Linked DNA regions of Homo sapiens: region 1 is linked to region 2. Evidence: chromatin loops called from intact Hi-C (ENCODE). Cell type or tissue: HepG2. All regions are shown on one strand. Links, peaks and the distances in the headings refer to the core of each region. The heading gives the core; the rest is flanking DNA.

Region 1 (14,738 bases), core at 3,318-11,317, 130 kb after region 2:
GCTTCTGGTGGGTGGTGGAGACAAGTTATGGAAGAGTGAGGGGAGGAAGTGTAGGGTGAGTAAATGTGGTCTTGTTATGCCCATAAAATCTCTTGGTACATCACAGTTGCCTGGAGCAGCCCCAGTCCTGATAGAGATACTTTACTAATGTAGATTTTCTTGATGGATATCATTGTGTTTTACAAAAGGGCAGCTTTTCAGAGCCACTCCTGTGTCTGCAGTTTCTCAGAATAACCAGCCCCAAATATGACAAGTATAGTTTGGGGTGGTATATTCTGGCCTCCTACAGTTGCATTTTGGGGTGGTATTGTCCCGAGCCCCAACACAGAAAAGGAGGGCAGTAGGAATTTAAGAATTTCAGATAAAGCATTCTCATTTTGGAAGGAGCAGTGGAGGGAGGCTGGAACAGAGAGAAAGTCAACTGCATTTGGAAGATGCAGTTTGAAAAACAATGAGATGTTTGTGCACAGGGCCTTTTAAAAATTATAATGATGGGAGGATGGAGTTGCAGGGATGATGGCATGAACCTATAATCCCAGCTGCTTGGGAGGCTGAGGCAGGAGGGTCACTTGAGCCCAGGAGTTCAAGGCTACAGGGCACAATGATTGCACCTGTGAATAGCCACTGCATTCCAGCCTGGGTAACATAGTGAGACCTGTCTCTAAAATAATAAAATGATGGCCCAGGGAGTGGATGGCTCAGAGGTGAAAGGTTTTCTGAGCAGCAGGAGAATGAAGCTGGGGAGGAGATAAGGCCCAAGCCTCTGGGGCCATGATCTGTGATCGCAAACAAACAGGATTATTCTGTCGCAGAAAGAATTGGGAGTGTGGATTTCAGAGGTGTACAGGGGCGAAACTTGGGAATGGCCCTTCCAGAACTGCCATGGTCCCTGCTAGAAGCTCCAGATCCTGGGTAGAACAACATGCCCCAGATTCACTGAGGAGGTGAAGGAGCAGCATTTCATGCCTCTGAGAGGCCCCTGAACCCTGGATTTACCCTGGGTTCAGGTGTCAGTAAGCAAGTCTGCCAAGATCGAAGATGGACAACATTTAATATACAATGATAGGATAGCTGAGCTCACCTCTGGATATCTTAGACTTTTTGGGCTGCTACAACAAAATCCCATAAATTGAGTGGCTTATAAATAACATAAATTTATTTCTAACAGTTTTGGAGGCTGGGAAGTCTTAGATGAAGTTAGATTTGGCTTATGGCGAAAGCCTGCTTTCTGGCTCATAGCACCTTCTTGCTGTGTCCTTGCATGGTGGCAGGAGTGAGGGGTCTCTGTACGGCCTCTTTTATAAGGGTTTTTTTCTTTCTTTCTTTTTTTTTTTTTTTTGAGACAGTCTTGCTCTTGTCGCCTAGGCTGGAGTGCAGTGTCGTGATCTTTGTTCACTGCAACCTCCACCTCCCAGGTCCAAGCGATTCTCCTGCTTCAGCCTCCCTAGTATCTGGGATCACAGGCACACACCACCACACGTGGCTAAGTTTTGTATTTTTAGTAGAGGCAAGGTTTCCTCATGTTGGTCAGGCTGCTCTCAAACTCCCGACCTCAGGTGATCTGCCCTCCTAGACCTCCCAAAGTGCTGGGATTACAGGCATGAGCCACCGCGCCCTGCCAGTTCTTCGTTATTTCTGATGTTTGATCAGCGCATCCTGTGCTGAGTTAAGAAAACAGGATAAAGGGTCAGGCGCAGTGGCTCACGCCTGTAATCCCAGCACTTTGAGAGGCCAAGGCAGGTGGATCACTTAAGGCCAGGAATTTGGGACCAGTCTGGCCAACATGGTGAAACCTCGTCTCTACTAAAATTACAAAAAATCAGCCATGGGGTTGTGCGCCTGTAGTCCCAGCTACTCGGAGGCTGAGGTGGGAGGATCACCTGAGCCTTAAAGTTTGAGGCTGCAGTGAGTGGTGATCAGGCCACTGCACTCCAGGCTGGGCAGAGTGAGACCCTGTCTCAACAAAACAAAACACAGGATAAACCCCTACTGTTTTTAAAGCAATTTACATTACAATTCCAAGTGAAACCAGAAGCATGACTTTTAAGTAGCAGGAACATTGAGATAATGGAAAACTTGGAGCCTTTGAGAAAACAAAGCACAAAGCTGCTCTTGAACACCTTGCCATGAAAGTAACAAAACGCTGAAGCATGTTTATAAGTCAGGGCTGAAAATCATGATGAAGAGGAAAAGCCAGGTGACTGCTGTCAGTTTCAATACCTTATCCTGTTTCTTTTATCATGAAATTGAGTAGTTCGTCAGCAAGAAGGTCAGGTCTGAGCATCTATTTAAACTCTTAACCTTGAGACTGTGATGCTTATGTGATGTGGGAAATTGTATCTGCTCATTAGAGCTCTGATATGTAATTGAAATCTGAGATTACTTATCTGCCTTGTCGTATTTAAACCACTGATTATGGCTCTGACATTTTTGTTACTCTTCAATCAACCAGTATATAAAGGATTCAGAATCTCTTGGAATTAAGAAAAAGCTATTATCTTCCTGGTATCAATTATAGCGCAAGTAAAAAGCAATGCCTTTTTTAGCCAAAACTTTGCAAAAGTACATGCTGGGATCTCAGATCTTTCCTTGATGCCCTTCACTTTAACCCCTACTTTTATGTGTGACACAAACCCGGCCACTTCTCACCTTGGAGGCGAGCAAGCTCCATACCCTTCTTCCACTCCTGCTCCTGCTGCTGTTGTTACAGCTGTCAGAATGGCCTTCTAAAAACAACTCAGGGGCCAGGCCTGGGGGCTCATGCCTGTAACCCCAACACTTTAGGAAGCCGAGGCAGGAGGATCACTTGAGCCCAGAAGTTTGAGACCAGCCTGGGAAACATTGGGAGCCCTTGTTTCTACAAAAAATGTTTTTAAAAAATTAGCAGACGTGGTGGCTTACACCTGTAGTCCCAGTTATTTGGGAGGCTGAGGCGACAGGATCACTTGAGCTCAGTAGTTTGAGACCAGCCTGGGTAGCATAGGGAGCCACCATCTCTACAAAAAATAAAAAAAAAATATAGCCGGGAGTGGTGGCGTGTATCCATGGTCCCAGTTACTCAGGAGGCTGAGGTTCAGAGGATCGCTTGAGCCCAAGAGGTCGAGGCTGCAGTGAGCCATGATTGCGCCACTGCACTCCAGCCTGGGCAACAGAGTGAGACGGTGTCTCCAAAAAAACAGGCGAGTCCTTTCCCCGTGTAACCCTCAGTGGCTTTCAGACTCCTCATGGGTCTCAGCGAGGCCAGGTCATTGTCATTGTTACCTGCTTCTTGGGTCTCCTGGCAAACTTTCTCCTCGTTGCCTGCTTTGTTTTCTTAAATGGCCTGAAGCCCATTCCTTGAACCTGCCACCCTCCTTCCCCCTCCCACCTCAGGGCTCTTCATCTTTTTGTTCTCCCTGCCTGAAACTTTCTTCCCCCCAGTTCTTTTTTTTTTTTTTTGGGTTAATAGTCTGGCTTTGTCGCCCAGGCTGGAGTGCAGTGGCGCAATTTCAGCTCACTGCAAGCTCCGCTTCCCAGGTTCACGCCATTCTCCTGCCTCAGCCTCCCGAGTAGCTGGGACTACAGGCGCCCGCCACCACACCCGGCTAATTTTTTTGTGTTTTTGGTAGAAACGAGGTTTCACCATGTTAGCCAGGATGGTCTCGATCTCCTGACCTTGTGATCCACCTGCCTCGGCGTCCCGAAGTGCTGGGATTACAGGCATGAGCCACCGCACCCGGCCTCTTCCCTCGAGTTCTAATGACTGACTCTTTTTTCACTCTTCATGTCTCAGCTTTGAGAAGCCTCCCTTCCCAGGGAGTGCAAGAGGAATAACTTATTTTATTTTTTATTTTTTTTGAGACGGAGTCTCGCTCTGTTGCCGAGGCTGGATGGAGTGCAATGGCGCAGTCTCGGCTCACTGCAAACCTCTGCCTCCCAGGCTCAAGCGATTCTCCTGCCTCAGCCTCTCCTGCCTCAGCTGGGATTACAGGCACGCGCCCCCATGTCCACCTAATTTTTATATTTTTAGTAGAGACAGGGTTTCACCATGTTGCCCAGGCTGGTCTTGAACTCCTGACCTCAGGTGATCCACCCACCTCAGCCTCCCAAAGTGCTGGGATTACAGGCATGAGCCACCGCGCCCGGCCAAGAGGGAGAAATTTTAAGGCATCCTAGAGCCTAGAACAAACAATGCCAGCCAGCCCTTCTTCTGTTTGGCTGATTACAGTTTCTCTCTTGAGTGGCTGTGAATTAATTCAGTAAATATTCAAGTGAAATTTATTGCTTAGTTTTACAATTCCTCGCCCACAGCCACTTTAGCAGTATGTGTCTGTGTGTGCATGTTGGAGGGGGCATTGTTGGATGTGTGGGAAGAGCAAGAAAATCACATTCTTTTTGCATCGCTCTGTAAACTCATGAATCATTGGTACAGCTGTCCCCTGGCTACTGGGAGCATGGCCGTGCTTTATGTTTCTTTATTGTGTTAAGGTGAAAGATGCAATAATTTTGGTGGTAGAATTTTAACACTTTGAGGACTGGAGCCAGTAAATACCTTCTAAGTGCCTGGGATTGTGCAAGGTGCTTTACAAATATAAACTCAGCTCTGAAAGCAACCCATCTACTACCTACTGTTGCCCATTGCATAGACAAAGAAACTGAGGTCCAGGGATGTTAAGTAACCTGTCCAAAGTTACTCACCTCTCATGAATTTGGAACCAGATCAGTTGATGCTCATATTTGATGGCTGTGGTGCTGTTTTCTCCTACAAGATGTCAGAATCGTGTAATTCGTATATTAAGTGCTTTAATTTAGACTTTATCATTTCAGAATTTTTAATAAGTGGGTTAAAGAGTGAGTTGAGGATGCTGCATTATGTATGAGAGAACAGTGTGAAAACATCGGAAGCAGGAAAAGCACATTTTCAAGGCATTGAACAATACTTATTCCCTACAATTAGTGTGCTGTTTACCAGCTATTCTTTTTCTTTTTTTTATCATGTAAAGAGGTTAGAAGAAAGGAACAAAAGATTTAAGTCTTCCTTCCTCGTGATTGTACTGCTTTATTGCACTGCTTGCAGACTGCAGTAGAAAATAAGCTTTTAAGACTTTCTAGATTTTCAGGCTTTCTACTAAGCTGTTGTAGCTTCTCCATCCCACATCTGGGTTTGCTCACTTTATTTCTATGTGCCAAATCATGATTGAGACTCGTTGAGACACACAGTAGACCACAGGTTGCCATATTTAGCAGAGCAGGGAAAGAACTCTGGAGAGTTTGCCTTTTTGATTAGGGAGAAACGCTGTGGGAGGTATTTGTTGAGCAGCTACTCTGGGCAGGACCCTGAGAACTATCAATTTTTGGATGCGTGAAATAGACCAAACATGAAACCTGCTCTGGACGCAGGTTCTCTCTGAATCAGGCAAAGCTTCAGGCCTCTGAAGGCCTCATTCAGGAGCATGTTATCCATGGCAGGGAGGGTGTGATGCCTGATTAAAATTCCAGCTGCTTGGCTCCCACCAGGAGCTCACCACGATTTCTGAGTTGCTTGGGATTTAGCCAACTGGTTTGCAAACTGCATGTAAGGTGTGTCTGTGTTTGTTAAAAACAATGACTTCTCAGCAGGACTCAGTAATGGGTTTCCACGGAGAGAAACATTACCAAGAGATGAATGCAGGGGCGTGATTGTCCTGTGCACTAAGAGCCTTCAAATCCTTTCCCCATATTTGCAAGGTGTTGAAGTACCGCTTTTAAGGCAAAACTAAATGACGAGTTATAAAGTCAAAACACGTGAGCTTTAATTATTGCTGGAATAAGCGGGATTCTCATCAGCAGGGCAGCTTCCAGATGTGCTTTTCTTCATTTTGACTAGATAGGGAGAAGAGTGAGGGGGCATGGCGTGGAGAAAGAAAGGTAGATATACAAGAGGCGGAGACTCAGGCGCAGGTAGAGTCAGAGGCAGGTTCAAAGACACACAGAGACACATAGGTGAAGATACATTCGATGTAAACAGCTTAGGAGCCAGGTCGGGCCTGGTGGCTTCTAAGCTCATATCTGTAATCCTGGCTCTTTCGGAGGCCAAGGTGGGTGGATCGCTTGAGGCCAGGAGTTCGAGACCAGCCTGGCCAAGATGGCGAAACCCCATCTCTACCAAAAATACAAAAAGTTAGATGGGCGTGGTGGCACGTGCCTGTAATCCCAGCTAGTCGGGTGGCTGAGGGATGAGAATCACTTGAACCTGGGAGGCAGAGGTTGCAGTGAGCCAAGATTGCGCCACTGCACTCCAGCCTGGGTAACAGAGTGAGACTCTGTCTCAAAAAAAACAAAAAAACAAACAAAAAAAACAACAGGGGGTGGGGGCTTAGGAGCCAGGATTCTAAGGCCATACCTGCTCCTGCTCTGAATCCTGTGGCCTCCTGTTTGCAAGAGTCCACCCTGAGATTAGTCATCCTCTCAGTCTCCCGTTGGCTCTATGATGGTGTTGCCCTTTGCCCAGGATGTGAGTAATGAGAGTAACAGAATTCAGGGTTGACCTGACTTTCCTGCAGAGGTCTGGGAAGACCTCCATGTGACAGCCTTCCCATGTCACTCCCTGCGGGTTCCAAGAATCTCAGGCCTTTGCAGCTGGGATGGCATGGCATAGACATGTGAGACACCCCCTCCTTGTTTGTATGAGCGAAAGGGCCAAAAGAATAGGGTGGAGGTCCTGGCTGGCTGCCCCCGTGGGCTGCTATGGATCTAGATGCAGAAACTCTGCTGATTCGTTCCCCTGGAGGAGAGGTTGCTCTGGGAAACTGCAGCTGCCAAACCTACTGGAGACTGATTTGCAAATAAGGACTCCAGCCTGTTCACATACAGGAGCCTCCGTGAGTGGGGAGGGCAGTTGGGTCAGGCTGAGGCTCAGAAGACACGTATGCCTGTCTTGGCTCTGCCCTTGCCCCTGAGTGGTTCTGAGCTCTCAGGCAAGATGCTGAACCGCTTGGCTCCAAGTTCTCATCCTCAGAACCCAGGAGGACTTGAGCATCTTGAGAGTGGGAGCTTATCTGTCTGGTTCACCAGCCCAGGTGCCCGCAGGTGATGGGGAATAAATAGGTCCTTCTGAAACCGTGAATAGTCAGGGAATGATACCCATGTGCCTCTCCTGTTGTAAGGATCAGTCATGAGGAAGCTCTGAGGGACGGTAACATGTCAGCTGAGGTGAGCGGCCGTGGGGTTATTCCCATTCCTGACACTTCGCAGCCCCTGGCTGAGGCACCCCCATCCTGGTCCTTGGGTACCTGCCTGAGAAACCACACTTGGAATCGGAAGGACACTTGGTGAGTGTGGAACATCAGCCTCCGATGCAGAATGGATGTGTCTTGCTGGCTGGGGGAGCACTTGGAGGGGGTCCCCGAGGCACCCCTGATAATACAGCCTGGGGGTGGGGGGGTGCCCTGGTGGGTGTGTCTTCCCTGGCCAGTGCAGAGGGGGACAGCTACATTTTTGTCACTCCTCTGTTTCTTCCAAACTCCTTGTTGGCTCCTTCCCTTAATCCATGTTGCCCTGGACAAAATCCAGCTAACCGGATCCCAGCTGGGTTCCGTGTATTGTATCCAGGACCTGGATGAGATTTGGAAGAACTTGCTGAGCACATCTGGGGAGACCCCTGCGTCCCCAGCAGTGTGGCTGAGCTCTGCCTTGTTGGGGCCTGCATCCTCCCTTGTACGAAGGCAACCTTGTTGCTGGTACCCGTGTTTAAATATCTTTTTCTGACTTACATAAACAGCACCTATGTGTTGCTTTTATGTGTGTGTGTCTGTACATAGACATCTGTGTACGTGAATATACATATGTATTTAGGTATCTTTGTGTAAGTTTATATATAATTATCTGAAATAAGCTCATATTATATACACATTTCTTAATTTGCTGGGTTTTTTTTCCTACTTATCACCTAACTGGGAGTTATCCTGATTGTACATGCAATCCCACTCACCTTCGTTAACAGCCATTATGTTACTGAGGGGTGATAGCGATGGGGGGTCTGTCCCCTGCCAGGTGCTTGGGGAAGCTCTAGTGGTTGGCCAGAGCTGACTGCTCTTTGATTTCTTGCATCTTCTTTATGGTTTTTCCGTCTCCTCTGTCACTTATTCTTTTTTTTTTTTTTTTTTTTTTTTAGTAGAGCTGGGATCTCATCATGTGGCTCAGGCTGATCTGGAACTCCTGGGCTCAAGCAATCCTCCTGCCTCGGCCTCCCAAAGTGCCGGGATTACAGGAGTGAGCCACTGTGCCTGGCCTATCACATACTCTTTTCTTTCTTTTTTTTTTTTTTTGAGATGGAGTTTTGAGTTTTGCTCTTGTTGTCCAGGCTAGAGTGCAATGGCGCGATCTTGGCTCACTACAACCTCCGCCTCCTGGGTTCATTCAGGTGATTCCCCTGCCTCAGCCTCCTGAGTAGCTGGGATTACAGGCACATGCCACCATGCCCAGCTACTTTTTGTATTTTTAGTAGAGATGGGGTTTCTCCATGTTGGCCAGGCTGGTCTCGAACTCCTGACCTCTAGCGGTCCACCCGCCTCAGCCTCCCAAAGTCCTGGGATTGCAGGCATGAGCCACCGCACCTGGCCATACTCTTTATCAGTGCTATCTATGTGCCTGCCTCCAACATTACCCTGCCCCTTCTCATTTAATTTGGATTCTGAAACCAGATACCAAACCTATTAGACTAGACTGTAAGAGAAGGCTAAGTGTGTTTTTTCAGAGAAGACCAGGTGGAGCTTTTTATTGAGTAATGTGCAGGATCCTTTAGTGCAAGCTCTGTGTCACATGACTTGGTTGAACAGAAATGTTTGTGTTTTCTGGGGTCCTGGTTGTGTTTCAGATGGGTAAGGGGGTACTGGTTTGCTTGTTAAGTGGCTTGTGAATAGGTAGGATGTTACTGTAATTCTCCTCTCTAGAGAAAATACAAGGACTTTAATGACAACTTGTTGAAAGCTCCTTCTGTGTCTTTTTGAATTCAGTTTTATATTCTTTTCTTATTAGTATTCATAAGTAACTCATTTTCCTTTCTTCCTTTTTTGAGGTGGAATTTCGCTCTTGTTGCCCAGGCCGGAGTGCAGTGGTGTGATCTCGGCTCACCTCAACCTCCACCTCCTGGGCAAGCTATTCTCCCGCCTCAGCCTCCCGAGTAGCTGGGATTACAGGTGCCCACCAGTACGCCTGGCTAATTTTTGTATTTTTAGTAGAGACAGGGTTTTGTCATGTTGGCCTGGCTGGTCTCAAACTCCTGACTTCAGGTGATCCACCCGCCTTGGCCTCCCAAAGTGCTGGGATTACAGGTGTGAGCCACCACGCCTGGCCAAGTAACTCAGTTTCTATTATATTTTTTAAGAATCTCACTTTAGTGGTCAGGCCCAGTAGCTCATGCCTATAATCCCAGCATTTTGGGAGACCGAGGCAGGAGGGTCGTTTGAGACCAGCAGGGTGTAGTGGCACACAGCTGTGGTCCCAGCTTACTCGGGAGGCTGAGGCAGGAGGATCTCGTGAGCCCAAGAGTTTGAGGTTACAGTGAGCTGTGACTGTGCCACCGTACTCCAGTCTAGGTGACGAGCAAGACTCAGTCTCTGGGGGGATAAAATGAGTTTATTTATTTATTTATTTTTTGAAACAGAGTCTTGCTCTGTCACCCAGGCTGGAGTGCAGTGGCATGATCTCTGCTCACTGCAACCTCTGCCTCTGGGTTTAAGTAATTCTCCTGCCTCAGCCTCCTGAGTAGCTGGAATTACAGGTGCCCGCCACCATACCTGGCTAATTTTTATATTTTTAGTAGAGATGGGGTTTCACCATGTTGGCCAGGCTGGCCTCGAACTCCTGGCCTCAAGTGATCTGCCCACCGTGGCCTCCCAAAGTCCTGGGATTGCAGGCATGTGACACCGCCCCCGGCCAAACCTGAGTTTTAAGATTCCAATTTAAGTTAATCAAGGAGTTTAGCTACAAAGAGATTTTGGGGAGATCTGTGTGCGAAGGCAAGGAAACCAAAAGGGTGGTCCGAGGCTCTTTTTTCTTTATTTCTCCTGACACTTGATTCAGTCTGGCCTTTCTCCAGGAAGGCGTAGCAGGATCTAGTTACAAATCGGTGAAATCATGAGCCCAGGGTGTGGGGGCCGGCTTAGTGTCACTCTGCGCTTCCTGCAGTGGGCCCTCAGCCACTAGAAAGTCACTTCTCTTTTGCGAGGAACCTGGTATTGTCACAAATAAGCCAATTTCAAAACTAAGTATGTTTGTGTTGGGGAGTGAGGAGTGAGTTTCAGCAGACACATGTATGCACACCCACATGGGCACAGTGCCACACTGAGCCCCCTTCATTCTGGAAGCAGTCCCTTGGCCCTGGACCTGGTTGTGTGCCCCTTGAGGGGAGGATGAAGTTGACCTCAGCACTACCCGGAGCTCGCCCTTTCTTCGGTACACTCTGGTGTCCACAGGTGGCCTGGCTTAGCACCAGCCACAGTTTGTTCCTGGCCTCCAGGGTCTCTTTCCTGTCCAGCTCAGCAGCTTTGACCAAGTAAAATAGAGGACTTGGTCTGCTTGCTAGCAGAATTACATTTCCCCAAATTTCTTTTCTTTCTTTCTTTTTTTTTTCTGAGACAGAGTCTCGCTCTGTCGCCCAGACTGGAGTGCAGTGGTGTGACCTTGGCTCACTGCAATCTCTGCCTCCCAGGTTCAAGTGATTCTCATGCCTCAGCCCCGTGAGTAGCTGGAATTACAGGCGCCTGCCACCACGCCCAGCTAATTTTTGTAGTTTTAGTAGAGACAGGGTTTCTCCACCTTGGCCAGGCTGGTCTGGAACTCCTGATCTCAGGTAATTCGTCCCACCTCGGGCTTCCAAAGTGCTGGGATTATAGGTGTGAGCCGCGGTGCCCAGCCCTTATTTCCCCAAATTTCTAATGCTTGGAGGCCAAGGGCAGATCAGAGCTGCAATAATAATGGGGAGGCATTATCCTTATGGTCATTAATATCCCCATTTATGTGACAGTCCCAGGGCCTGGGAGGTCAGGTGTCTTGCCTAAGGTCATGTGCTTGTCAAGGGGAGCTGGGAGGCATCCTGTAGTAGACTATGGTTGTTTGTGGACTGCTTGCCCTCCCTTCCACATCCTGCCTGCCTTTTGGGGAAGTCTGTCTCCCCATTCTGTTGAGTCTCAGCAGGTTGCTCCTTTGTTAAGGTTCCCTACCCTCTTCCAGCCAAGAGACCCAAGAGGAGCCAAGTAGATACTCCCTCCCTGGAAGTTAAACCGTGAGCTGAGATCCAGAAAATGGTTGGAGGACTGAAGTGCCCTCATTTCTGTCTCTTCAGATGTGGTTCCTTAGCCTCCTTGGGTTTTCAGTAAATCCCATTCTTGCTTTAGTTTATTTATTTATTTATTTATTTTTTTGAGATAGAGTCTCGCCCTATCATCCAGGCTGGAGTGCAGTGGTGTGATCTTGGCTCACTACAACCTCTGCCTCCCGGGTTCAAACAATTCTCTTGCCTCGGCCTCCCAAGTAGCTGGGACTACAGGCATGCGCCACCACGCCTGGCTAATCTTTGTATTTTTCTTTTTTTTTAGTAGAGATGGGTTTCACCATATTGGCCAGGCTGGTCTTGAACTCCTGACCTCAGGTCATCTGCCTGCCTTGGCCTCCCAAAGTGCTGGGATTACAGGCATGAGCCACGGTGCCTGACCATGCTTTAGTTTAAATTCAGAATTGGGTTCCTGTTTCTTGCAACTGTATTCAATTAACACCTGGCCATAACCCAGGCATGGGACTCCTCAATCTGCAGTGCTCTTTCCACTTGGTCATGCTGCTGCTATAACCTAGCGATGGTCAGGACGGCGATGGCCAGCGCCCCGGGAACCCCAGTAACATCACAACATAGCCACGAAGTGATAGCTACTTGATTCTGAAAATAGGACCTGCTGGGAATCTCGGGGTAAATGTGTTGTCATCTGCTTTGATTTTTCGCGAGGCAGCCGTAGGTGTCAGCCTGGAAAATTCTAGCAGCCTGGCTTGCCAGAGCTAGCTTGGTGTTTGTTCATGGAAGGCAGTACCTGGCTGGCTGCTTCTCAGTCACCTGACCGTCCAAGATGGGTCTTGGCATTTGCTTGTGTTGAAATCATGTTCTTATTTAGCTAAATATTGATACAACAGAGCAATTCCTTTTGTATATGCAGGATGGATGAATTGAAGTGAAAGATCAGTTTGTCAGCCCTTAAAAAAAATGACCGGTCTGATCATACTGTTTTATGCCAGCGAGGTGTGTGTGTGTGCAGAGATTGGGGAGGGGAAAGCTTTTATTGGCAAGACTATCTGAAGGTCTCATTCAGCGGAATATTTTGTTGAATAGAATCTAGCATGCGCAGTTTCAAAAATATCCATTTACTCACAGAGTCCTCAAACCCTTACACAAGATGAAGAGATGAATGAGACTGTCTGATCTGTCGCCGAGGGCTCAGTTTTGTTTCTGGAAGGTCTCCCTCTCTCTTCAGGGATGGCAGCTGCTCTTTCAGCCTGGACAATGCTGGCTGGCTTTCCCCGACCAGGGCTTTTGTCCAGAGCTGTTGCTTTTACCTGGGCTTGGTCTTCAAGGGAAAAAGAGGTGGGAGGAGGAGGGGAGCTCAGAAGAAGGAAGCCCCTGTCTTTGGCCTGCACTGTGTTCTTTCACTCTGAGGAGTGGTCCCAAGACCCTCCCTCCAGTTCCCAGATCACTTTCATGTTGGGAGCTGCAAAGTGGAATTCTAAGGAATTGACCTGGATTCGAATATGGAAGTATCCTCTTCCCCTTAAGCAATGCTCAAGAAGGAATTGTTTCTTGATAATCAGGTAACATTCAAATGTTATATAAACTTTAGATTTCCAGGATGAGTGTTGTATTTAGAGCAAAGGCTCTTGTTTGGAGGCAGTGCTCCATGAAGGTAGGCCTGGTTCTATGGAATTTCCAGCTCTAGCTGTCATGAATGGGCTGGTTACCTTGGGCGAGCCACTTTAGCTCTCTGGGCTTTAGCTGGGATAAGTGTGTTGGAATAGGATATGATCTCTAAATTTTCTTCCAACTTCCAAGATTTTATGGCCTTTGCAATTTATTATTTCAAGCCCTTAAATTATCTCCAGTAAAACTTGAGCAAATGTAACCATTTAATGATATACTGGGAACCATATCTATAGTACCTCTTTATTACAAGATGCTTATGTTTTAGTTAGAGATATACTCACATGTTCACATATGGGTGTATATATGTGTGTATGTGTATATTATGTATGTGTGTGGATGCTGATCTTAAACTATTTTGTTGTCGTAGTTCATAGAAGTAAAAACCTGAAAATATTTAAACCAGATCACAAATACAGGGAAATAGGCTCTTAGGGTCTGCATTTTCCAGCTACCTGACTCTTGCTTTGGGGCCAATTTCCACGCCCTTCTTTCACACGGTGTGTCAGCTGTGGAGGTGTTTAATTCAGCATTGTGTGGAGCAGAGCTTTTCCGACTGTGCTCTGTGGGACTCTAGAGACCAAGAAAGTACTTGAAAAAACGTTTTTAAGCCGAACTAGTACACAGTCGAGGAGCTCGGCAGGGTCCTGTTTTCGTGGCCAGCACAGTCTGTCCCCACCTGGGGTTACGTTGTTCCCTCTTTCCTGCTTGGTTGTACACACCGCACTGTGTGCTATTGGATACCATTAGCACATTGATTGCCTGGTACGGATAGATTAATTCGGTTGGTACAGCTGGTTGACCCTCCTGCCCTGTCTGCCTTATTAAAAATTATTGCATGAACACAGGACAGGCCGTTAAAAATCAGGGGCTGTTTGTGATGACTCATGGGTGCATCTCAGGACTCTTCCCAGTGATGTGCAGCGGGGGGAGAAACCAACGGGCATCCGGCTACCTCATGTCTCCAGCCCCCAGTGTCAGGTTTTTGAGTTCCTCCAAACAACTTAATTGCTCTCGATGATGGACCTTATACAAGCATATTGTAAATTGCTATTACATTACATATCGTAAAATGCTATTACAAGCATATTGTAAATTGAGCTTGCTGAAAATGTTTGGAAGCCACAGATGTAGCGAAAAGGGCACAGATTTTAGAGACAGGCAGTTCTGGATTTGAGACTTAGCTTCCATCATTTAGTAACCATACGGCCTCTGGCAAAGGAATTTGCACCTCTAATGCCTAATTGTCTCATCTGTAAAATGGGCCTGCTGTCTGGCAGCCAGGACCCTTTTTTTTTTTTAAGAGTCGAGGTCTCGCTCTGTCATTCAGTCTGGAGTATAGTTGTGCGATCATAGCTTGCTGCAGTCTCAAACTCCTGGACGAAGCGATCCTCCTGAGTCTGCCTCCACGTAGCTGGGATTACAAGTGTGCACCACGATACCTGGCTAGGCAGGACGTTTCTGAAGACCTTAGATGTGTGTACAGTGGGCCTACTCCTGTGCCCGACACATAACAGTATATTCAACAAATGCTGGTAATTATCATGCTTTTCATGCTGAGAATTAAAGTGTTACAAGCCAGGGGTGTCCAATCTTTTGGCTTCCCTGGGCCACATTGGAACAAGAAGAATTGTCTTGGGCCACACATAAAATACACTAACACTAATGATAGCTGATGAGCTGGAAAAAAAAAATCACAACAAAATCTCATAGTGTTTTAAGAAAATTTACGAATTTATGTTGGGCCGCATTCAAAGCTGTCCTGGGCCGCATGCAGCCCATAGGCCGTGGGTTGGACAAGGTTGGTTTACACTATAGAAAT
Region 2 (14,738 bases), core at 2,698-10,697:
AGGGGGGCCTGGCCTCAGGTGTTAGTTGCTGAGGTTTGCATGGCGGTCAGACAAGTAGGAATTGGGTTAAAATTTCAAAAATGCAGGACCCTGATATAAAAATGCCACTCACTCAGTATTGTTAATCTTGAGTTATTATAGTAAAATGTGAGAATCATGCTTCCAAAGATTTATAATTTATAGATAAAGAATCTTGGCCGGGTGTGGTGGCACCTGTAATTCCAGCACTTTGGGAGGCTGAGGCGGGCAGATCACAAGGTCAGGAGTTCGAGACTAGCCTGGCCAATATGGTGAAACCCCGTCTCTACTAAAAATACAAAAATTAGCCGGGTGTGGTGGTGGGCACCTGTAGTCCCAGCTACTTAGGAGGCTGAGGCAGGAGAATCGCTTGAATCCGGGAAGCACAGGTTGCAGCGATCCGAGATGGTGCCACCAAACTCCAGCCTGGGCAACAGAGCGAGACTCCGTCTCAAAAAAAAAAAAAAAAAAAAAAAAAAAGAATCTTTCTTTGAAAATGAAGATTATAGAGTGTGAACTTAAGGTGATTTAAAGTTTCCATGGTCTTGATAATGTCCTATGGGGATGATTGTCTTCTTGGATGCACAGATGAAGAGGCTGAGACCCCTCAGGGGGGGGCAGGGGCACTCGTTAAGGGAATGGCTCAGCCTGCAGGGAGGTCAAGCCAACCCCAGGTCAGCAGCCCCCTCTCGTGTGAGGAACCATCCCCAGCTCTTTCTGCCTCCTTCAACACTGCCCCGTGGAAGGGATCAAACAGAGACGCCCTGTCCTGGCTCTGGGATCAGAGATAATCGGTTATGTCTAGATTCCACTGCTGTGTGGTCTTGGCCCAGTTACTAAACCTCTCAGAGCCTCAGCTCTAAAACAGGAACACAAATATCCATCTTTCCCTTAAGACAGTTGTGCAAATTCAATGACATAGTTCATGGAAAGATACTGGCCCAGTGCCTGGCATTAGTAAGTGCTCAATAACAGGAGCATTTATTGCTGTTGTTCTCTTTCCCCCACATTCTATCCTTCAGCTAAAATGAAGGAAAATTTTTGCATTGTAGTGTTCATGTTGGCACTAGACTGTATGGGTACCTGAGAGATGAAGCATCTTTTATGTTTTACCTTTGGACACAATGGGATGAACACAGATAGCCAACCACTCAGGGAAATGCACCAGGTAGGGGAACCTTAGCCAAAGCTAGCTTGCTCTTCGGGCTGGTGTCTGAAGGTCAAGGACTACAGCCCATCCAACAAGTCTGACGGTCTCAAGAAGTCCCCAGGTGCAGACTAGGCAGATGATTTGCTTTCACATGTCCTGCAGAAACGTCAAGATTAATTTACAAAATCCATAGGCTAGAGGTTGGTAGAGTTTGATGAGTGGGGACCCTCCCTTCCTGGGGGACCTTGGGGGCTGTCTGCTTCACCTCCAGGCAGGAGCCATACCTACTATCTTCCTGGGGTGCCCTCTGTGTGCACACCCCTGCAGCCATGGGACTGGGGTCTGTCTCCCTAGACTGTGAGCAACGTGAGAGGAGGAATGGAGCCTTATTTTTTTTTTCTCCTCCCTTTCCTTCCTTCCTCCCTCCCTCCCTTCCTTCCCTCCTTGCTTCCTCCCTCCCTCCCTCCCTCCCTTCTTTCCCTCCTACCCTCTCTCCTTCCCTCTCTCCCTCTTCCTTTCTTTTCCTTTCCCCTATTTGTTTCTGTTTCTGTTTTGTAGAGATGGGTTTCTCCATGTTGCCCAGGCTGGTCTCGAACTCCTGGGCTCAAGCAGTCTTCCCACCTCGCCTTCCCAAAGTGCTGGGATTGCAGGCATGAGCCACCGCACCCGGCTGGGGAGGCAGTTTCTAATTCACACAATGGCATTGTCTGCTCCCAGGCCATGCATTTGGCCCAGAAGAGTGCCACCTTCTGATTTTCACAAAGGTGCCCATGGGCTAGGGAATGTCTGTCGTACAGATTTGCACCATCTGCTAGATTTAAGCAAGGTAGAAAGAAATGAGCTCTTGTGCTGTCTTCAAATGTGTGTTCCATGTAACGCGAGTTCTATAAGATGTTAAACTGTGGTACATAAACAAAGAGTCCTGTGGTCAAGAAATTCTGGCAAACTCTGAGTTAAAATTCAGTAAGTTATTCTGCTGTAGAACTCAGAATTTTTACTATGCTAATGTGCATTGTGAATTTCTAAAGGAGGCCTATATTATGTAGCACTTGTCAAAGGTGTTTGACCAGGGAGTACTTTGTTTTCCTCCAAGCTGATCTGGTGCAGCTCATCTGGATGAGAGGTGGACCGGGGAATGCACTCTCAGTTGCTAGTGACAGAAATTCAGCTTGTACCCACCTGCTAAGGTGAAAAGGGCAATGCATGCGGCCTCATCATAGAGCTCCCAGATGGCTAGGGCAGAATGAGGCCTTGGCCCCAGCAGGGCTGCTCCCTCTGCCTGGCATCTCGGCTTTTCTCTGCCTGCGAGCTCTGCCATCTCTTTCTGTGGCGGTTTCGTCCACCACAGCTGGAAACAAGGCTGCAGGTGACTTCCCGACTCACCTTCTATAGAACCCCCCACCAGAACTGCCCTGGTTCTTCAGGGAATCCCGTAGAAGGTCCTGGCTTGACCGGAGTCTCATGTACACTCCAGTGGGCAGGGACATGGGGCACTATGACTGGCATTTTCCATGAGAACCTCAGGGATGGAGGGTATGGGTGGAACTGTTCTTGAAAGAAGGCAGACCCCATCCCAGAACAAGGGGTGCATGTTGTTTGGGGTGGGGGCACAGGGTCGCCGCTGGGGAAACAAAATGAAAGACAACCACTGCTTTGGGAAATACAGCTTGGAGCTTACAAAAGCCCTTTCCCTTCTTCTGATTTTTATATTATACTAAAATAGCATCATTTAAATGAGGTTCTGTTTTTTTTTTTTAATTTTAAATCTCATCTCTGTCCTGTGATTTAAAGTTTTGACTGAGCCTTATATTTTTGCATCCTGGTTTTAAAAATCAACTAGTCTGTAGGAATATGGTTTATAAAAACAACAACAACAAATCAACTAACCGGTGGACAAGCTTATCCTGGAGTGAAAGAAAAGGTGACCAACTCTCAGAGTGGTTAGGATCCCAAGTGGTTGGGTCCAGATTTCTAAGCGTTCATGGTTTTCTTCTTCCGGTTAGTTTTTTTCCCTAGGTTTCCAGCTGAATTCTGGTATGTGAAGCCATCGGTGGTGGCGGGAGGAAAATGTGTTTTCATCTCAGGAGTGCCACAAACAAATTGGACACTTTCAAGTCTTAGTTTAAATGCTCCACTTCTCCTAGGGAGCAAGTGACCCCAAAGTGTGGTAGGTGTCCCCAGTTTTGGTTTTTCTACTAAAGCATTCAGTTGGAACTGCTTGTTTGACTTTGTTTCTTCCCCACTGGATGAGAGCAGCAGCCACCTTTGCTTCGCTGCCATATATCCTCAAGGCCTAGCTCAGTGCCGCACATAGTAGGTGTTTCGTTGGACGGCAGAGCAAGTGAACAACCTTACCTTGAATGCTGTGGTGGGTGCCCTGTTGATAAATGTTTTTGTGTTTTCAGAGACTCCTATCTGATTTCCTTTCCAATTTCTTTTTCTCCTGGCTCAGAGGACTTTATCAGCTCAGACTCCAAGGTCCGCGCAGCCACCCGGGAACAGTCAGAATATAAAAAGGAAGCAGCAGGACACGCCCGGAAGCCCTGACCACAGAGACGCGTCCAGGTAGGAGGCCAGCTCTGGAGGACTGATGCAGCCCAAGGACTGCCCCGCTCATTGCCTGCTCCAGCATTAGCTTTGCCCCATTTGCTTTGGAAACTGGACCCTTAGACACATGGTATCGTCCTCAGTGGTGAGATGTTCCAAGCAGTGGTTCACAGACCTCTCTGTGACTGGCTAGGCCTGCATGATTGAAAAATTCATCCTGATTGCCTGCCCAAAGATGAAATTAGTAATTATAGACTTCCATTCCAGCCACACTCCAGAGTATCTTCATTGTCAGAACTTAAAATGGAAAACATCAAGGGTTCCCAGGGGTTTATCAGTGTCTAATCCGTGGCTAAGTGGAGTCTGTAACTCAGTGTGGTGGCCATTGCGGGCACTGGACCATGAAACAGAGGACTGAGAACACAATTACCAAAGCCACCCAAGCCCTTTGTCCCAGGGAGGCTGGTGGATGAATCCCAGAAACCAACTGTGGCAGTGGGATGTGGCCAGTGCGGGGGTGGCCCATCAGTCACTTCCTTTTTTTTGAGATGGAGTCTCATCCAGGCTGGAGTGCAGTGGCACGGTCTCGGCTCATTGCAACCTCTACCTCGTGGGTTCAAGCGATTCTCCTGCTTCAGCTTTCCGAATAGCTGGGATTACAGGAGCCCGCCACCATGCCCAGCCATTTTTTGTATTTTTAGTAGAGACGGGATTTCACCATATTGGCCAGGCTGGTCTCTAACTCCTGACCTCAGGTGATCCACCCGCCTCAGCTTCCCAAAGTGCTGGATTATAGGTGTGAGCCACCATGCCTGGCTGGTCACTGGCTCTTGTTATGAGCCACAGCCAGGCCCTAGGGCTCCCTGCCGGGGCTCTCTCCTGGGCCTCTCCCCATGTTGGCCCCACACTCATAGTTTTAGGGGATACAAGCAGTAGTCCAGCAGACTCGAGCACCTGGTGTCCAGCATGGACACAGGCCAGGCACGCTGGGGGCACTTAATAACTGCTCGTGGGTTCAACTCGCAAACAGGCCATGGATTTGGTCAGAAAAACCCTGCAAAATTGGAGCCCAGCTCTCAGGAGTGTATCATGACAGGCCTTAAGGGAAGCAAATGAGCAGGAACTCTGTGGAACAAAAATGCAAAATGGAATGATAGGCCCCTGTCATAGACAATGCAACTTTGACTCACATGCTACTTCATAGCTTTGCAAAACCTTGAGACTCAAAGTGACTTTTTTTTTTTTTTTTTTTTTTTTTTTGCTTTGGGTAAGTCAGAGCAACCCCTGGTGGCAGGAATTTTCATGCCTGGGGCATGGAAGTGGGTGGCTTGGGCTATGTGGCTTTCCAGAGGAAGTACTTGGGGCATCTTGGCAGGAGCTTTGGATTTCTTTAGGGAAATGGCAATCAGATGGGGCAGAGTGTTTTTTGCTGAGGGAATCAGAATGATCCCTCAAACAGCACCTTTGATCTCTATTCTCTGCTAAAGATGGTGCTTCCTCTACTTCCCCAGACCCCCGTGTCTGTTCCATTTCCATGAATTTTTCATCAGGGTCACAGGACAAAGGTTTTAGTCTTTGGTTCTAATGAGACCTCTGACTTGGCTCTGGATGACTATGAAACTAGTGAATGCATTTGTCTTTTCTGGAATCCCACACAAGGGAAGCCACTGTGGCTGCTGAGGCCCAGGGTCCAGCTCTTCTCTTTCCCTCTTGGTGAGGTCCTGGGATCTCCTGAGGCCTGGGAATTGCTCGAGGCCTGTGTCACAGCTGGACTGAAGAGTAGCAGCAGCTCAAATGTCTTTTGTTGCTTGTTCCCCAGCTTTAGTCAATTATTATTTTTCCCTTGAAGAATTGCCTCTCGTTGGCATGCAAATTGAGCATAAAAGAGGTGCCCGTAATCCCAGCACTTTGGGAGGCCGAGGTGGGTGGATCACGAGGTCAGGAGATCCAGACCACCCTGGCCAACATGGTGAAGCCCCGTCTCTACTAAAAATACAAAAATTAGCCAGGCGTGGTGGCGTGTGCCTGTAGTCCCAGCTACCCAGGAGGCTGAGGCAGGAGAATCGCTTGAACTCAGGAGGTGGAGGTTGCAGTGAGCCGAGATCGTACCACTGCGCTCCAGCCTGGGCGACAGAGTGAGACTACGCCTCAAAAAAAAAAAAAAAACAAACAGGTGCCTTCCAAGAACACACTCAAAAAAGCAGCTTCCTGTTCACAATTAAAAACATGATTCTCCTCTATAAATGTGTGTGTGTCTATAGTGCAGGGCCCTGTACTAACTCAGAAACCATCTATCGAGAAGGAACAGGCCCTCCTACTCTGCAAGGGCTGACAGTGAGTCCATCGCTCCTGACGGAGCAGGGCTCCTGTGTGCGGTTTCAGTGAGTCACCTGTCCTTGGCGTCACCAACAAGGATAAAGAGCATTTATCATTCATTTTGCATATGGGTTCCAGACACTATGCCAAATGCTCTGTGTGTGCAATAGATCATTGCATTTTTTTTAAAACCTATTCGGTTCTGATCCTGAGTCCTTACCTGCCAGGCTGGTGGGTATGCCAAGTGTATTAGTCCGTTTTCACACTGCTGATAAAGATATACCCAAGACTGGGCAATTTACAAAGAAAAGAGGCTTAATGAAGAACTTACAGTTCCACGTGGCTGGGGAAGCCTCACAATCACGGTGGAAGGCAAGGAGGAGCAAGTCACATCTTATGTGGATAGCAGCAGGTAAAGAGAAGAGAGCTTGTGCAGGGAAACTCCCGTTTTTAAAACCATCAGATCTCGTGAGACCCACTCCCTATCATGAGAACAGCTTGGGAAAGACCAGCCCCCATGATTCAGTCACCCCCCCAGGTCCCTCCCGCAACACGTGGGAATTCAAGATGAGATTTGGGTGGGGACACAGCCAAACCATTATCACCCAGGGCAGCCATCCTTGGGACTTCTCTCTCCAGAGCCTGGTGCATTGAGACCATCATCCATTCCCTCCCCAACCCCAGCACCTTCCCTGTGATGCCAGTGACCACACTGCCCCTCAGGCTGAGGGACTGTGCTGCTTCTCCACAACCGTAGGCAGGAGGAAATCTTTGGCGAGGCTTTGGGAGCCCATGACCGCTTCCTCGAGCACCCTCCCTGCTCATTCCCCTCTGAACCAGAGGACACGGTCTGGAAGTAGAGAGGGACTCTCAGAGGTTCCCCACTGTTCAGGGCCCTTTCTCTCCACTCTCAGGCGCATTGGCCTTGAGGCATCTGTCCCTTGGCCTCATTGGACAACCAGCATTTTCTCTTCAAAGGATGTAAGTTTTTACAAAAGGTGGGAAGACGCATTGACCTGCAACTCTTTCTGTTTTCTACTTGGAAAAATCCAGAGGCAAAAAACACAGAAGGGCCTGCAGTGGCCACCTGCTGGGCATGGAGCGAGGGAAGAATATAGGCAGAATGCGTGTGTGAATATTCCCAAAGATGGTCCCTCTGCTCAGGCATCATCTCCACTCTACAGATGAGGAAACTGAGGCTTGCAGCATGATGTAATCTACCTTAGAGGTAGAAAGTCCATTGTTTCTCCTCGAGGCTCTTCCCTCCCTCTGAATTATGCTAGAACATGGGGTTTACTCATCCCCAAAGTTCTTCAATAGGAAGAGTGGGGTCCCATCAATTCGACTGTCTTGCTTTTCTGGTTGCCACGTGGTGGCGCTGTTGTAACTTAGCCCAGCGTAGTTCAACCATCCAGAGTCTGGGACATGCCTCCCTGATGACCATCCCTGCACAGGCCCCTGGGTTCTTGAGGGAGAATGATCCTAGCCTCCTAGGGTGAAGCTTAACCCCAGTAGCATCTCTTTCTGCTCAGCAGTGTCCATGCCAGTACAGCTGATGTAGCAGTACAGCTGATTAGCAGTCTGGACTGGTCCCTGGTCCGCCCTTCTTGGATATCATCAACCAGGGACTGAGCAGCTTTTTCCTTTTAGATCCTTAAGACACAACTGATTTTATCTTACAACCTTTTGCCAGATAATGGAGCTATTAATATTAGGTTGTACCAGAGGAAATTACCATTTAGTTAGGTCAAAAATTGTTGGTCATTGGCCATTTCCTGTGCTTCCATTTCCTGTGCTCCTTCTTCTGAAAAAGGTCAAGGGCAGTGTTTCGAGATGACCGGCTTTTCTCAGGGAGTGAGAATCAGGCAGGGAGTGACCTTGAGTGATTTCTAGCTGAATTCCCGGCGCCTTTGGTTTCTGACCACAGTGCTTAGGCTCCCAGGCAATGGTAATTGACACAAGACCAAACAGATCTCCCAAACAAGGCTTTGTGAGGGGCTTATGTTTGAACACAAGGGAGAGAGCGCTGGAGCAAAGTTCTCCGGCTGGCTCCCCGAGGACAGGTCTTTTTGGTGTTTTAAGAAGGGTGGGCAGGGCATGGTGGCTCACGTCTGTAATCCCAGCACTGTGGGAGGCCGATGTGGGTGGATTGCCTGAGCTCAGAAGTTAGGGACCAGCCCGGGCAACACAGTGAAACCTCATCTCTACTAAAATGCAAAAATTTAGCTGGGTGTAGCGGCATGCATCTGTAGTCCCAGCTACTCTGGAGGCTGAGGCAGGAGAATTGCTTGAACCCAGGAGGTGGAGGTTGCAGTGAGCTGAGATTGCACCACTGCACTCCAGCCTGGGTGACAGAGCAAGACGCCGTCTCCCAAAAAAAAATAAAAAAAAAGTGAAGAAGGGTGACGTGAACAAGCATGAGGTATGGGAGCGTCGTTACACGTGTGGGGTAGAGCACAGAGTGCACAGGCACAGTGAAAAACATGTTAGGGCATATATTGCATGATCAAAAAATGGCAGATATGCAGCCATAAAAAAGAACGAGATCATGTCCTTTGCAGGGACATGGATGGAGCTGGAGGTCATTATCCTTGGTAAACTAACACAGGAACAGAAAAGCAAACACTGCATGTTCTCACTTATAAGGGGAGCTAACTGATGAGAACACATGGACACATAGAGGAGAACAACACATACTGGGGCCTATTGGAGGGAGGAGGCTGGGAGGAGGCACAGGATCAGGAATGATAACTAATGGGTACTAGGCTTAATACCTGGGTGATGAAATAATCTGTACAACACACCCCCATGACACGAGTTCACCTGTGTAACAAACCTGCACTTGTGCCCTTGAACGCAAAATAAAAGTTTATGAAACAAAACAAAACCCAAAAAATGGCAGATAAGCCCCACCTGGGTGGGAATTTTGGTATTACGATGAGCCAGTGGGTGAAGATGGGTCATTCTGGACTTGTGCGTATGCGGGCAATAGGGTTAACTTCCTTGAATAAGATGATGGTGGAATGCTGCTAACCTTAGCTTCTTCAAGGTCTCTTGGTCAGCGGGGATGGCACTGGATGGGGTATGCAAGGTCTAGTAGAATCCTGGTGGGGGCCAAGTCCCATCCATACCCTGTCTCACTTTGTCACTGAATGAAGGAGAGTGGAAACTCAACAGCCTGGAGTCTTAGCTGTTATCTGATGGTTCTCAAACTTGAGTGGGCACCAAGATCACCTGCAAGGCAGATTAAGACAGATTTCTAGGCTTCGCCTCTGGGGAGTCTGATGCAGCAGGTTTGTGGTGAGGCCTGTGAAGGGGCATTTCTTTTTCTTTTTCTGTTTTTGAGACAGAGTTTTACTCTTGTCGCCCAGGCTGGAGTGTAATGGTGCGATCTCAGCTCACTGCAACCTCCGCCTCCCGGGTTCTAGCGTTTCTCCTGCCTCAGCCTCCCAAGTAGCTGGGATTACAGGTGCCTGCCACCATGCCCGGCTAATTTTTGTATTTTTAGTAGAGATGGGGTTTCACCATGTTGGCCAGGCTGGTCTCGAACTCTTGACCTCAGGTGATCTGCCCACCTCAGCCTCCCAAAGTGCTGGGATTACAGGCGTGAGCCACTGCGCCCAGCCAGGAAGGAGCATTTCTAACAGGTTCCCAGGTATTAGTACTGCTGGTCCAGAGACCACACAATGAAGACTGCTGCATTCTGCCACGCGGCTGTGTGACCACCTCAGCCCAGTGCTGTTGGGGCTCAGAAGAAGCCTTCCCTGAGAGCTGGAGTGGACAAGGAGGGTCTCCTGGCAGGGGTGGAGGGAGCTTGAGTGAAAGGGGCAGACTCTAGAGGCCATTCCAGGCAGGGGCAGAATTCCTGAACTGGACCTCTCTAGGGCTGAGTAGGAAGTGAGTGCAGACCCAGGTGGTGACGTTCACTGAAAACAAGGTATGAGGAGTGGCGCCATGTTGAGGAGAATCTGTCAGTCAGGTGAGGGGTTGAGATTTTTTCCTGAAGGTAACTGGAAGCTAGGGAAGTGCTTTGTGGTTTGTTTGCTTTTAAACAAGGGCTGGGCTGGGCACAGTGACTCATGCCTATAATCCCAGCACTTTGGGAGGCCAAGGCCGGTGGATCATGTGAGGTCAAGAGTTTGAGACCAGCCTAGTCAACCTGGTGAAACTCCATCTCTACTAAAAATACAAAAATTAGCCTGGCATGGTGGCGCACACCTGTAGTTTCAGCTACCAGAGAGGCTAAGGCAGGAGAATCCCTTGAACCCAGGAGGCAGATGTTGCAGTGAGGTGAGATCATGCCACTGCACTTCAGCTGGGCAACAAGAGTGAGACTCCGTCTCAAACATAAAATAAAAATAAAATAAAATAAACAAGGGCTTATGCATGCCAGGAAAGTGTTCTGAAGATAAGGGTGAGGCACTGACTGGTGCACTGGAGGGGTGGAGGGTGCCGGCTGGAAGGGGCACTAGGGGATGTTGTTGTAGTAGAGGAATGGTGGCCAGAAGGAATCCCAAGGGAGAACCCACAGAACCCGGTGACTGCCTGGGTGTGGGCGGAAGAGGTGGAGTCAAAGAATGAGAAATAAAAGTAAAATCCTAAGCCCCCCATCCAGCTGAACAGACTCCCTCTTGGCCAAAGGGACCCTAAAGAAGCCTTAAAAACTAAGTTTGGCCGGGCACGGTGGCTCACGCCTCTAATCCCAGCACTTTGGGAGGCCGAGGCGGGCAGATCACCTGAGGTCGGGAGTTCGAGACCAGCCTGACCAACATGGAGAAACCCTGTCTCTACTAAAAATAAAAAATTAAAAAATTAAAAAAAATTAGCCAGGCATGGTGGTGGGCACCTGTAATCCCAGCTACTTGGGAGGCTGAGGCAGGGTTCAATCTGAGGCTTGAACCCAGGAGGTGGAGGTTGGGGTGAGCCAAGATCGAGCCATTGCACTCCAGCCTGGACAGCAAGAGTGAAACTCCGTCTCAAAAAAACAAAAACAAAAACTGAGTTTGGAGCCCTGAGAGGATGGAGGTCAGACAACCTTCCCGTACCTGCTCCCTCGCTAGATGATGTTAGACTTCTTTCCTAAGGGTTCAACAGAAACAAGCAAACCAGCCCTTTCGAAAGACTTGCTCCACCACTGGTTTCAGCTAGATCCCCTTCCCTTTTGTGGTTTCCACACAACAACTGACCAGCATTCCTTCCACACAAGAGACCACCCACCATGGAGTGGTTCAGCACCCTGAGTGCCTTCGCACCCTCTGCGTCACCTTTTAATGTATAAAGCCTAATTTTAGCGCATTTAAATGTTGTCTACACCACAAAGTGAGCATGGGGTGTAACATGTCCATTTGCTTACTATGCATGCACGCCCCTCTTCATGAATACTCATAGCTCTTCCTATAATCTGTTGAATGTGTCTACTTCGCCTGTTCAGCATAAATTCCAGTCTCAAACTTCCCTACCTCAAGTGCCTGCTTCCGGCTTCCGCTGCAAAGCGCGGAAGCGCTTCTGTCACTTCCCAGCCTGCGGGATGGATGGCCAGCCTGCAGGCTGCAACCCTTTATTATATATTTATTTATTTAGAGACGGAGTCTCACTCTGTCGCCAGACAGGAGTGCAGTGGCGCGATCTTGGCTCACTGCAACCTCCACCTCCCGGGTTCAAGTGATTCTCCTGCCTCAGCCTCCCAAGTACCTGGGACTACAGGTGCGAAGCACCATGCCCAACTAATTTTTGTATTTTTAGTAGAGACGGGGTTTCACCATGTTGGCCAGAATGGTCTCTATCTCTTGACCTTGTGATTCACCTGCCTCGGCCTCCCAAAGTGCTGGGATTTGCAGGCATGAGCCACCGTGCCTGGCCACTGCAACTCTTTATAAGAAATAAGCTTTCCTCCCCAAATTTATGAACCTCATGATTCTTCAGTTGACAAGAAGATGCTAAGGTTCTGGATCAAGAACCCAAAAGAAAGATCCAACATTAAACACTGGGACATCTAAAGTGAGAGCTAGGCCATGCGTGAGCCACTGAGCCCAGCCCCCTCTGTGTGTTTTTTTTTTTTTTTGAGACACGGTTTCGTTTTTGGTGTCCATGATGGAGTGCAGTGGCGCAATCTCGGCTCACTGCAACCTCCACCTCCCGGGTTCAAGCCATTCTCCTGCCTCAGCCTCCTGAGTAGCTGGGATTACAGGCGCCTGCCACTACGCCTGGCTAATTTGTTGTTGTTGTTGTTGTTGTTGTTGTTGTATTTTTAGTAGAGACGGGGTTTCACCATGTTGGTCAGGCTGGTCTCGAACTCCTGACCTTGTGATCCGCCCGCCTCAGCCTCCCAAAGTGCTGGGATTATAGGCGTGAGCCACCACACCCGGGCTCCATCTGTGTTTTTAATAAGCACCCCAGGTGATTCTTCTGAGGAGGGAAATTTAAGGAATGGTGAGCTATTGCCAGGACCAGTTTATCAGAATTGACTGGGATATCAGTTAAAGTACCCGTTTCCTGAACACCCCCCTCCCCCCTTGAAGAGTCTGAGCCAGTAGATTTGGGATGAGACCCCTAAATCTGTGTTTGTAATAAGAATCCCATGAGATTCTCATGAGAAAGCAAGTTTGGGAGACACTGACCAGGGTTTACCCCCAGGCCAATAAGGATAGCTAACTTTTGTTTGCGCTTTGGATAATTCGCATACAGACTCATGCCCCCTCTCCTGTTCTCTCCTCTTTTTTTTTTCCAACATATATTTACTGGGCAGCCATTCTGTGCCTGCTCCTGCACTAGGTGGTGAGGATGCAGCTGGCAGCACGCACCATGGGAGCTCTGCTCCGGTGGGTAAATACACTGTAGTTAAGGAGTTAGACATTGAGCAAGGAAACAAATAGAACAGAGACACTTTTGGGTGGTGTGGAGGCTCTGAAAGGTACCCAGCAGGGTGTCAAGCTAGAGAGTAACAGGGAAAGTGGCTACTTTAGATTAGACCTGCCATTCTCAAAGTGGGGTTCTGGCCCAGTGGTCTCAGCATCACCTGGGAATTTGTTAAAAATGCAAAGCTTTGACCCCACTCCCACTCACTGAACTAGAAACTCAGGGTGGGGCCTAGTGATGTGTGTTTTAACAAGCCCAGGGATCTGGCACTCCTAAGGTTTGAGAACCACTGGATTAGATGGCCAGAGAAGGAGGTGATACAGGAACTGCGTCTGGAATGACAAAAAGGCAGACATGGAAGACCTAGGGGACCAGGCATTCCAGGTGGAGGGACAGGCCTTGCAAAGGGCTTAAGGAGGAAGAATTCCCTGCTTTAGAGGAATGGGTGACCATTGAGGCAGTGAGAGATGGCGAGGTGGGCAGGGGCCTGATCAGCCAAGCCTGGACCCTGAAGGCCATGGTGAGGAACTTGGATTTCCTTCTGGTGCTGGGGATGCAAGCAAGACTGGGGCCAGGCGGTCAAAGAAGGGGCCCAGGTAGAGCCCCAGGCAGAGCCCCAGGCAAATCCCCAAGCAAGATGTGGTACCTGGAACTAGGGCAGGGTTTCTCAAGCTCGTTTTTATTGCCACTCACTCCTGGCTGCCTGCAAGGAAGTTAGAGACATTTATTCCTCATTGCCTTTCCCTCTCCAAGAAAGTTCAATACCACAGGAATGCTGTATATGTTTCTGTGCTATGGCCTTTGAGGCCACAGACTATTGTACTATCTAAGGCTCTTTTCACCTCTCAAGAACCAATTTTCACCCCACCTAGGGATGGTCTTGGCCCATTGAGAGTGCATGGACTGAGATACCAGTGAAGGTGGAGAAAATGTGAGCAGCTTTCCATATTTTGGATATAGTGGAGCTAGAGATGCCAGGACTTGCTGATAGACTGGCTTTAGAAGGAAAAAGAAAAAGAGGCCAGGTGCGGTGGCTCATGTCTGTAATCCCAGCACTTTGGGAGGCCAAGGTGGGCGGATCACCTGAGGTCAGGAGTTTGAGACCAGCCTGGCCAACATGGCGAAACTCTGTCTCTACTAAAAACACAGAAATTAGCCGGGCGTGGTGGCGCATGCCTGTAATCCCAGCTACTCGGGAGGCTGAGGCAGGAGAATCACTTGAACCCTGCAGGTGGAGGTTGCAGTGAGCGAAGATCATGTCACTGCACTCCAGCCTGGGCAACAGAGACTCCATCTCAAAAAAAAAAAAAAAAAAAGGGGGGGGGGCCAGGCACGGTGGCTCACACCTGTAATCCCAGCACTCTGGGAGGCCGAGGCGGGCAGATCACGAGGTCAGGAAATCGAGACCATCCTGGCTAACACGGTGAAACCCCATCTCTACTAAAAATGCAAAAAAAATTAGCCGGGCGTGGTGGCAGGTGCCTGTAGTCCCAGCTGCTTGGGAGGCTGAGGCAGCAGAATGGCGTGAACCCGGGAGGCGGAGCTTGCAGTGAGCCGAGATGGCGCCACTGCACTCCGTCTCAAAAAAAAAAAAAAAAAAAAAGGAGGGAGAAAAGAATCGAGGAAGATTCCTGAAGCTTTGGCTTGAGTGACTGGGCAGGTGGGACCATATGCTGAGATGTGAAAAGCACTAAGGTCAGGTGTGTCTGCCGAGTTCCACGGCCACAGACCTGGGCTCCAGGAGGAAATCCTACGGGTGCCAGGTGAAGCTGTCAGGACAAAGTGCCGACTATCACAGACCCGGGCTTGTGCTGGGGGAATCCCAGGAAGGCCTGGCATCTTTGAGAGAAAA

What was found. A loop is a pair of places that touch in the nucleus more often than their neighbours do. Peaks named below come from ENCODE experiments on the same cell type or tissue, not always from the same donor. Only the 100,000 strongest peaks of a DNase experiment are listed, where the experiment ranks them.
Region 1: it touches region 2 in a loop (14-fold over the local background); 2 of 110 quality-filtered maps call a loop at or near these places.

Annotation. Positions count from the first base shown.
Region 1 is chr10:122,176,917-122,191,654 of GRCh38, forward strand. All of the region lies in intron 7 of TACC2 (transforming acidic coiled-coil containing protein 2), which reads left to right. Among named protein-coding and RNA genes, the nearest start is that of BTBD16, 87 kb to the right of the region's middle. RefSeq lists enhancers at 1,806-2,343, 3,420-3,957. In HepG2, for the core only: no CTCF peak of the experiment used is centred there; a DNase peak (open chromatin) is centred at 6,425.
Region 2 is chr10:122,046,818-122,061,555 of GRCh38, forward strand. TACC2 (transforming acidic coiled-coil containing protein 2) reads left to right here. Exons shown (of 23, transcript NM_206862.4): 3 at 3,621-3,733. Among named protein-coding and RNA genes, the nearest start is that of TACC2, 65 kb to the left of the region's middle. RefSeq lists an enhancer at 7,897-8,191. In HepG2, for the core only: CTCF peaks have their summits at 5,002 (motif pointing left) and 7,413 (motif pointing right); DNase peaks (open chromatin) are centred at 4,974, 7,444, 7,954, 10,064 and 1 weaker place; H3K4me3 peaks cover 597 bases.